2 separate regions of the Homo sapiens genome follow, and region 2 is linked to region 1. The links are chromatin loops, found by intact Hi-C in ENCODE. Cell type or tissue: HCT116. All regions are shown on one strand. Each heading gives the region's core, and the rest is flanking DNA. Links, peaks and the distances in the headings are about the cores only.

Region 1 (5,378 bases), core at 138-5,137:
AGGAGCCATCCCAGCAGCACGTTGGACCAGCTTCATGTTTCCTTGCTAGAACATTTAATCCTGAATCATGAAAGAGCATTCCAGTGTTATTTCACTCTCCCCTAATCAGCTTTATATTTTGCTCTTCCACCCTCCCCTAACCCAGTACTCTCAAAACCATTCCTGCACATGCTCCGCTGGTTCCAGACAGTACATATTTTGCATGCCAAGTTCTGTAGTTATTTTGGTGAATACCTATTTCTACTATAGCAGATATTAAACCTTCCTTTTTGGGTTATGCTGAGACCTGACCATAGTTATTGGTCTGGAGGCAATGAGCTGGAGGGTGGGGTTGAGAGTGTCAGATCACGAGAACAACCATTATCTTTCATTTTATTTATTTATTTACTATTATTATTATTATTATTTTTTTTTTGAGACAGGGTCTCCCTCTGTTGCCCAGGCTGGAGCACAGTGGTACAATCATGGCTTACTTCAGTCTCAACCTCCTGGCAAGTGATCCTCCCACCTCAGCCCCCCAAGTAGCTGGGACTAGAAGCATGCACCAGCATGCCCAGCGATTTTTTTTTTTTTTTTTTTTTTTTTTAGTACAGATGAGGACTTGCTATGGCACCCAGGCTGGTCTCAAACTCCTGAGCTCAAGCAATCCTCCTGCCTCAGCCTCCCAAAGTGCTGCGATTACAAGCTTGAGCCACCACACCAGCCTTTGACCACCATCTTTTGACACAACCGCTTCAGGTGAGGTCTTTCTTGGTCTTCAGGCAAACGGAGGCTCTTCCCTTTTAGTAAGAACTGTTATTTCTGCCAGCCAAGAGGGGTCAAAGGAATACAGCAAAAAGTTCAAGGTTCTCAGACACATCCATGCAAACTTTTTCAAGCTGGCAGCCTAACACAGAAGAGAAGTGGAGGCTACACATTCACTTGTTCTTGCAGCTTGGTCACCTTATTATTAATTCCTAGGCCTGATCTATAGCCCAGGCTGTCCCACAGCTGCAAGAGACAAGATTCTCTTTATATGCTTCCAGGGAAGCTGTCTGGCTCTTATAGATTCCCTTAAGTTAATAGTTGGCTGACCTGGCCAGGCATAATGACTCATGCCTGTAATGTCAGCACTTTGGGAGGCCGAGATGGACAGATCACTCGAGGTCAGGAGTTGGAGACCAGCCTGTCCAACATGGTGAAACCATGTCTCTACTAAAAATGCAAAAATTAGCTGGGTTGTACTCCCAGCTACTCGAGAGGCTGAGGCAGGAGAATCGCTTGAACCTGGGAGGCTGAGGTTGCAGCGAGCTGAGGTTGCAGCGAGCCGAGATTGCACCACTGCACTCCAGCCTGGGCGACACAGCAAGAGTCCATCTCAAAAAAAAAAAAAAAAAAAGGAGTGAGTCAGACCAGGCACGGTGGCTCACACCTGTAATCTGAGCACCTTGGGAGGCTGAGGCAGGCAGATTACTTGAGGTCAGGAGTTTGAGACCAGCCTGACCAATATGGTGAAACCTCATCTCTACTAAAAATACAAAAATTAACTGGGCTTGGTGGAACGCACTTGTAATCCCAGCTACTGGGGAGGCTGAGGCATGAGAATTGCTTGAACCTGGGAGGCAGAAGTTGCAGTGAGCTGAGATTGCACCACTGCACTCCAGCCTGGGTGACAGCGGGAGACTATCTGTCAAAAAAAAAAAAAAGTGCATCAGCAAGATTGCTCCTACCTCCTATCTCGATTCCTCTGGCACCTCTTGAAAAGTGTACAAAATGCCTCCTAGAATTGTCCGTCTAGGAGGTGGACAGCCAGAGCATTTGGTTGAGGACATCCCTTAGGGCCATTAACTCCCCTCACTTGCAGGCTACATTTGGCAAAGTCGCCTTTCAATATTAATTAATAATCTACAGAAATAGTAAAAACTCATGAGTCTTCAGCCCCTTGGACACAAGTCCTTTCTTTAACCCAAAAGACCTACATAATCATATGCTTATAGATAATATTCATGAAGGTTTTTTCTTTGTTTTTTTTTTTTTGAGACAGAGTCTCACTCTGTCACCCAGGCTGGAGTGCAGTGGCGCGATCTTGGCTCACTGCAAACTCCACCTCCCTGCCTCAGCCTCCCGATTAGCTGGGACTACAGGCACCCACCACCACACCCAGCTAATTTTTTGTATTTTTAGTAGAGACATTCATGAAGGTTTTAAGTTTTGTTGTCTAAGATTTACTCACGGCCACATGACCTGTTGACTACATGGATTCAATAAAATGGACCTTTTTAAAGTTTCTTTTCAGTTCTTTTCATAAGACTGAAAAGCCCCAGAAAAACAGCAGTAGAAACTTTCAGTGAATGTTTCACAAGATTAAAGATAGATAACAATTTAACTAAGATTTCAATAGGTCTTTTATTCTTTAACCTTATTGTCTAAAATGTCAATTATCTTGGCACTGAACTCAAGATTTCAGTGTTTCTATATTTCAGCTGTTTCTATATTAATTTCATGGTTATTAAATGCTACAGTAAAAATCCAACATGAGCAGGCAGTAGTCACTATAAACACTCTCTTCAACACACAATTACAACTAATAATATATTTGGAAGGATTTGACTGTTAGAAAACAGTCATAAGGGCCAGGTGTGGTGGCTCACACCTGTAATCCCAGAACTTTGGGAGGCAGAGGTGAGTGGAGCAGTTGAGGTCAGGAGTTTGAGACCAGCCTGGCCAACATGGTGAAACCCCATCTCTCCTAAAAGTGCAAAAATTGGCCAGGCATGGTGGTGGGTGCCTGTAATCCCAGCTATTCGGGAGGCTGAGGCAGGGAGGCGGAGGTTGTAGTGAGCCAAGATTACGCCACTGCACTCCAGCCTGGGCAACAAGAACGAGACTCTGTCTCAAATTTAAAAAAATAAAAGAAAAGGATAAAAGGAAAACAACCATAAGAACTATTTAAGACTAATGAGAAATGTGATAGTATTCATAGAAGAAAGAGATGAAGCATTTGTATACATACATGATCATGAAATTCTCTTGGTTAGAAACCAAAGTCACTATATGCCTGCCTTGAGGTCGTTATGAAAGGCAAGAAGTATTAAGTGCATCAAATCATTGGGAAAATATGAAAAACACAAGACTAGCTGGCTAACAGGTTTGACGCTATGGGTACAGGGATAGGTTCCCCCTGAGGTAAATTCATATCCCTTCCCAGTTCTCTAGTGGTTGCCACTATACCCATCTCTTCCTTGTGGAGAAAATTGTAGCTTTAGGCTTTTGAAACCACATCTTTGGCCATGGTCCTCTGGAAGGGTCCTGCCCCTTAAATGCTATAACTCTCCTCTTGGCAAGACTCCAGAGCTGCTTTTTTTTTTTATTTTTTCAATTTAAGCATTTTAGTGGATTAATAACAAGAACACCTAAGATGCTGCTGACCTTAGGTTTGGGCATTTCACTTCGGGTTGGTAAAAGGCCTGCTATTTTGTCCAATTTAATAGATAGGATCTTGTTTTTTGTTTTCTTTTTTTTTTTTTTGAGACGGAGTTTCACTCTTGTTGCCCAGGCTGGAGTGCAATGGCACAATCTTGGCTCACCTGAACCTCCACCTCCTAGGTTTAAGCAATTCTCCTGCCTTATCCTCCTGAGTAGCTGGGATTACAGGCAGGTGCCACCATGCCCGGTTAATTTTGTATTTTTAGTAGAGACGGGTTTTCTCCATGTTGGTCAGGCTAGTCTTGAACTCCCGACCTCAGGTGATCTGCCTGCCTCGGCCTCCCAAAGTGCTGGGATTACAGGCATGAGCCACTGCTCCTGGCCCAGACAGTATCTTTTTGAAGGTCCTAAGAGGTGGCAGAATGTAAAGCAAAGAGCATGAATTTGGCCACTGGGCCCATCTGGATTGGATTCCCAGCTCTCTGAGCAGCCTTGGGGCAGTTTTTTTTCTTTTTGTTTTTGTTTTGAGATGGAATCTCACTGTGTCACCCAGGCTGAAGTGCAGTGGTGCCATCTCAGCTCACTGCAAGCTCCGCCTCCCAGGTTCACGCCATTCTCCTGCCTCAGCCTCCCGAGTAGCTGGGACTACAGGCAACTGCCACCATGCCCAGCTATTTTTTTTTTTCTATTTTTAGTAGAGACAGTGTTTCACCTTGTTAGCCAGGATGGTCTCGGTCTTGACCATGATCATGATCTGCCTGCCTCGGCCTCCCAAAGTGCTGGGATTACAGGTGTGGGCCACCACGCCTGGCCTCCTTGGGAAAGTTATTTATACTCTCTAAAGAGTATAAATTCTATTAACTAACATATGAGGAGGCTAATAATGGGCACATTGTCCGGCTGGGTCATAAATAATTTGTATAGCACTCCTGTACATGAGCCACTTAATAAATAGCAGCCTATTATATGGTTGAAATTGTGTGCTCTAGAGTTCTTGCTACTTACTGGTTGTATAATCTTTGGCAAATTATTAACCTCTCTAAGCCTCAGTTTCCTTATCTGTAAAGCTGGAATAATGACAATACCTTCCAGCTGTAAGTACATTGACCTCTTTCTATTCATCAGACATACCAAGCTTCTTTTTATCTCAGGAACTTTGTTCTTTCCTCTGCCTGTAATGCTCTCTTAAAGACCGTTTTGTTTGCTTATTGGTTTGGTTGGTTGGTTGGTTGGTTGGTTAGTTGGTTGGTTGGTTGGTTGGTTTGTAAAACATTTAGAACAGTGTCTGGCACATAGTAAGCTCTCCATAAGCTTGAGCTATTGCAGTAGTCACCATTATCTCTTAACCCCCAAAGCTAGCTGAATTCCTGCTGCATATACAGATCCACTAAGAAATCTGTTTCTCCAGGACACACCCACATGTGCACTCCAACTCTATCATGCACTTAGAATATTTACAAATAAAATAACCCATCCATCTCTCATTCTTACCATGAATCTTACTTTGCTCTGGGCTGGTATACAGGAAAAAAAGCACCTTGGGACTTTGAAGATCCAGCTTTCAGGCTCTGCTCAGACCCTTACTAGGTGACCCTTGAATCCATCACATAAATTTTCAGGATCTTCTTTTCTTTATCTTTAAGTACTAATTACCCCACTATTTGTTTAGAGGATTAAATAAGTAATATAGTTTTTATAAATGTAAATCATATTGAGTCACTCACCTGTTCAATGGCTCTCCTTTATCCTTGGAATAAAATCTCAGCTCCTTATCATGGCCTTGGCCTGAGGGACCTCACCCACCTATTCCCTCCCACTCCCTCCACTGTAAGTACATTGACATCTTTCTCTTCCTCAAACACACCAAGTTTACTCACAGCCCAGGAATTTCCTCTTGCATTTTCTTCTACCTGTAATAGTCTTCCTCTGGATGGTTTCAAAATTGGCTGGTTGGTTGATTGGTTGGTTTGTTG
Region 2 (5,378 bases), core at 379-5,378, 780 kb before region 1:
TACAACCATTTAAAAGGTATGTTACAAAACAACAGTTAATAGCATTGGGAAATGATCAGTGTTAGGTAAAACAAATAAAAGCAAGTAACCAGTCTACTCTACTACCTGTTTACACACATATATACGTATACAAAAGTATATATGTGTATATTTATAAAAATCTGTTACTATATATAAATATGTAGCACTTGTTATCTAACACTATTTGATTCAACAATCCAAATAATTAATCTCATTAGTGGCAGAGATTACCTATGATTTTTACTTTCATATTAGCTTTGTTATATTTTCCAAATTTTCTACAATAAACTGGCATTATTTTTGGAATTCAGAAGAAAAAAATCATGTGCTTTGTGTGTGTGTATACATGCACATGCATGCATACAGTAGAAAGGACCATGATTTTATCTTTTATTTCTGACAGAATTCTCAAGTATGTCCTCTGCCTATCTCAGGTTGTCCTTCCCTTCATGACAGGTACTTTCTGAAACCATATTATTGATTAGCAGGTCTAGGAGAATAGCAGAGAAACATTCTTATTAGCCTTTTCTGCTCTAAAACAGCCTCATTTTAGTTTTTTTTTTTTTTTTTTTTAATCTATGCCTGGATTGCCCACACTATCTATCTCTGGTGCTCTGTCTTACACTTGTCCCTCCACCGGGAATTCTTTCTTTCATCTCTTGAAATCCTGATCATTCTTCAAGACTTAGTTCAAATGTCTCCTCCTCTGTGTCTGCATTTCTACTGATGCACGCCTGTCTCTCTCTCTCTCACACACACACACAAACACACACACACTTTCTCTTCAAGGGCCATACAATTGATTTCTCTATTTATATCGGGAGCTTGTAAGAGAAAAGAGTGGTGAAGAGTATGAGGAACTGGAGAATGAATATCCCAACTGCAGATGGCAGTGGTTTCTCAACTCCAGCCAATTTCTCCCTAGTGGGAATACAGATTTAATGTTGCCAGCCTTTCAAGAAAAACAATAAATCCATGTGTTTTTATGTAAGAGCTCTCATTTTAAAATATTAGCTCATAAAAAATGAAACAAAAACAAACACCACCACTGGGCATACCAAACAAAAATATCCATTAGCTGAATCTACCCTGCAGGCCAAATTTGCAACCTCTACGTAAGTCTACATCTTCTACATCCCTGTATTCCTTTATCACCTAGCACAGAGTTTGTTCATAATGGCTTGCACCTAGTAGGCCCTCACCCGTGTAAGCTATCCATTTGGTAAGTCAATGACAATGGGATCTACATCAAAGATTCGTCATCCATCATTAATGTTTTAAAACTTGTTTTGATTCTGACAGAGCTTTTTTGAGCCTTCCAAAGGTAACGTGGGAGAAAATTCCTTCTCTGTGACCTAAAACAGGAACTTGTCTTTTTTCCTGTACTTTCTACTAACCCAGGAACACTGTCAGCAGTCAATAAATAATAAATTACAGTCATTTAATTACAGCTTTTATGCATCCAGGTCATGTAATATTGACTTCATATTTGCACTCAGATTTTCTGCCACTTAAGAAGAAGGCAGCCAAGGGATAAAAGGTAAGTACAAGCCAAGCAATGGTCTAAGGAAGAAATGGCAATTTTTATGTCTGCCTCAGAGGAGCTGAATCAGGTAAGGAAAATAGAAATGAAACCAAGCCAGCTGAATACCTCATAGCAAAGAATGGGAAAGCAACACAAGAGCATCCTGTATCTGTAGCCATTACCTCACTGTCGTTCACCGAAGAGCATTACCTAACTGCTTTTGGCCAGTCCGAGGAGGCACTTTCAATGAGGGTGATGGAGACGACCTTATAAAAGGTACCATCTCAAAGTCAGACAGCCAGACAGATCTAGCCTGAAATCTTGAAAACAGTCCTAACTGTTGGACTCATCCAGAGACTAGAGGGCAGGAGATAAAAGAGATAGAAGATCAGCTATAAAGGATATTCCCTCACTGGTGAGGAGAGAAGCATTACTGGCTCAATAACTCAAAAACATTACAAACACTGAGACTCCATGGGCACATGCTTCGAAGGAGGCAGAGTTCTGGCAATAGACAGTGCTGCCTTGATGGTGCAAAAATGAGAAGGTTCAACATTCAAACAGCCAGCCAACACATGCTGCCTGCTACGTGACTCACACAGTTCAAATAAGAGAGGTCAGGGCCTCTATTTTCATAGAGTATTCTTTCTAACAGAGGGAGATAGACCATGAGTACATTTTACAAGAGTAATGTCAAATAGATGCACATCTTATGAAGAAAACAGAACAGTGTGTTGATATAAACAGTGCCTGATTGGCTACATTAGAATAGGTGGTCAGAGAAGAGCACTAAGGAGGTAACATAATAGCTGAGTCTTTAATGACAAGAAGAAACCAGCCATTCCTAGCTCTAGGGCAACAGCACCCCTTGCGGGAGAAACAGCAATTACAAATGCAAGGACCATCTTGTGTTTGAGCATAAAAAGCAGCCCATGTTTGAGCATAAAAAGAAGCCCATGTGAACTTTACAAAGCAAGAGCAAAAGAGGTAGCAAATGACTTGAGAGAGAAAGAAAAGGAGCAGATCATCCAGGGTACTGAAGGCCTAGAAAGGGATTTGGAAATCATTCTAAGTACTTGAGAAGCCACTGGAAGATTTTAAGCAAATGAGTACTACCAACCCCCCAGGTCATATTTTCCAGGATGACTGAGACCAGTTTGACTCAAAGGAGGACAGTGGAAACCAGGCAATGTGCTAATCACAGGGTGATGAGTGTGCTGTTGCCCTCAGACTTTGTTGGGGGACCTGAGGATGACCATAGAAGGAAAGCTGGTGATGGAGTCAGCACCAGTGTGGTTCTGAGAGACCTGAGCCATTGTTTCAGGAAAAGAAGCCGCCCCTGCCAGAATTCAGCTCCACCACTTGCCAGATGCATGACAGCAAACTAGGCCTTCCTTGAACCTTCTGCAGCCTCTTGTGTGTGTCTCTTTCGAGCTCTTATTAGACTGTGAACTTTGTGAAGCAAGTACCATATTTATCAAATCCTTTTATCCACCCCATCTACTGCACAGTGACTGGCATATGATAGTATCCAGGAGTTTAGTAGAATTCAAAGGCATAAATAGAATATGCAGTTGATATTAGCCATCTTTCCCTGCTTCTAGAAATGCTAGTAAACTTATAGGGAGAAGGTGGGCTACAGGGCCAAGATTTACTGAGTTCAACATTTCAGCTGACAAGTTGAGGTCCATTGCTTTTGCTATCTTGTGCTAATTTTACTAGAATATTGTAAACCATGATACTCGAGTCTGAACTTCTCTGCATTATAAATGTACTCATTGGTCTTCATTTATTGCACCTAAAACGGTGATCCCATCCACTAAACTCTATGATGCCTTTCTCTTATATAGTGTGTGTAAATGACGAATTACAAAGGAAAAACCTTATAAGCGCAAAATTACTCCCTCTCCCTCTCCCCATGGTCTCCCTCTCCCTCTCTTTCCACGGTCTCCCTCTCATGCTGAGCCGAAGCTGGACTGTACTGCTGCCATCTCGGCTCACTGCAACCTCCCTGCCTGATTCTCCTGACTGAGCATGCCGAGTGCCTGCGATTGCAGGCTCGCGCCGACACGCCTGACTGGTTTTGGTGGAGACGGGGTTTCGCTGTGTTGGCCAGGCCAGTCTCCAGCCCCAAACCGCAAGTGATCCGCCAGCCTCAGCCTCCCGAGGTGCCGGGATTGCAGACGGAGTCTCGTTCACTCAGTGCTCAATGGTGCCCAGGCTGGAGTGCAGTGGCGTGATCTCGGCTCGCTACAACCTCCACCTCCCAGCCGCCTGCCTTGGCCTCCCAAAGTGCCGAGATTGCAGCCTCTGCTCGGCTGCCACCCCGTCTGGGAAGTGAGGAGCGTCTCTGCCTGGCCGCCCATCGTCTGGGATGTGAGGAGCCCCTCTGCCTGGCTGCCCAGTCTGGAAAGTGAGGAGCGTCTCCGCCCGGCCGCCATCCCACCTAGGAAGTGAGGAGCACCTCTTCCCGGCCACCATCACATCTAGGAAGTGAGGAGCGCCTCTGCCCGGCCGCCCATCATCTGGGATGTGAGGAGCACCTCTGCCCGGCTGCGACCCCGTCTGGGAGGTGAGGAGCATCTCTGCCCGGCCGCCCCATCTGAGAAGTGAGGAGACCCTCTGCCCGGCAACTGCCCCGTCTGAGAAGTGAGGAGCCCCTCCGCCCGGCAGCCGCCCCGTCTGAGAAATGAGGAGCCTCTCCGCCCGGCAGCCACCCAGTCTGGGAACTGAGGAGCGTCTCCGCCCGGCAGCCACCCCGTCCGGGAGGGAGGTGGGGGCGTCAGCCCCCCGCCCGGCCAGCCGCCCCGTCCGGGAGGGAGGTGGGGGGGTCAGCCCCCCACCCGGCCAGCCGCCCCGTCCAGGAGGTGAGGGGCGCCTCTGCCCGGCTGCCCCTACTGGGAAGTGAGGAGCCCCTCTGCCCGGCCAGCCGCCCCATCCGGGAGGGAGGTGGGGTGGTCAGCCCCCTGCCCGGCCAGCCGCCCCGTCCGGGAGGGGAGGTGGGGGGTCAGCCCCCCGCCCGGCCAGCCGCCCCGCCCGGGAGGTGAGGGGCGCCTCTGCCCGGCCGCCCCTACTGGGAAGTGAGGAGCCCCTCTGCCCGGCCACCACCCCGTCTGGGAGGTGTGCCCAACAGCTCATTGAGAATGGGCCCGGATGACAATGGCGGCTTTGTGGAATAGAAAGGCGGGAAAGGTGGGGAAAAGATTGAGAAATCGGATGGTTGCCGTGTCTGTGTAGAAAGAAGTAGACATGGGAGACTTTTCATTTTGTTCTGTACTAAGAAAACTTCTTCTGCCGTGGGATCCTGTTGATCTGTGACCTTGCCCCCAACCCTGTGCTCTCTGAAACATGTGCTGTGTCCACTCAGGGTTAAATGGATTAAGGGTGGTGCAAGATGTGCTTTGTTAAACAGATGCTTGAAGGCAGCATGCTCCTTAAGAGTCATCACCACTCCCTAATCTCAAGTACCCAGGGACACAAACACTGCGGAAGGCCGCAGGGTCCTCTGCCTAGGAAAACCAGAGACCTTTGTTCACTTGTTTATCTGCTGACCTTCCCTCCACTATTGTCCTATGACCCTGCCAAATCCCCCTCTGTGAGAAACACCCAAGAATTATCAATAAAAAATAAATAAATTTAAAAAAAAAAAAAAGCAAAATTAACATCATACTTACATATCCATACTCCAAGTCCCAGCACCAGCAATAATTGCAAAACCTCACAAAACATGCCCTTAGAAAGTCCCCAATGAGGATTGTGACGTAGGTGGTCAGAACATCAGAGACTGTCAGCCTCACAAACTCCTGTTGAGATATTATCTCTATTAAAACAC

What was found. A loop is a pair of places that touch in the nucleus more often than their neighbours do. Peaks named below come from ENCODE experiments on the same cell type or tissue, not always from the same donor. Only the 100,000 strongest peaks of a DNase experiment are listed, where the experiment ranks them.
Region 2: it touches region 1 in a loop (5-fold over the local background); 5 of 110 quality-filtered maps call a loop at or near these places.

What each region holds. Positions count from the first base shown.
Region 1 is chr9:72,030,086-72,035,463 of GRCh38, reverse strand. LOC101927108 (a long non-coding RNA gene) reads right to left here. Exons shown (of 5, transcript XR_001746719.1): 1 at 5,283-5,378; 2 at 1-60. Among named protein-coding and RNA genes, the nearest start is that of C9orf57, 28 kb to the left of the region's middle. In HCT116, for the core only: no CTCF peak of the experiment used is centred there; no DNase peak of the experiment used is centred there.
Region 2 is chr9:72,805,353-72,810,730 of GRCh38, reverse strand. It overlaps TMC1 (transmembrane channel like 1), which reads right to left. Exons shown (of 24, transcript NM_138691.3): 18 at 5,221-5,349. Among named protein-coding and RNA genes, the nearest start is that of LINC01474, 66 kb to the left of the region's middle. In HCT116, for the core only: a CTCF peak has its summit at 2,415; a DNase peak (open chromatin) is centred at 2,420.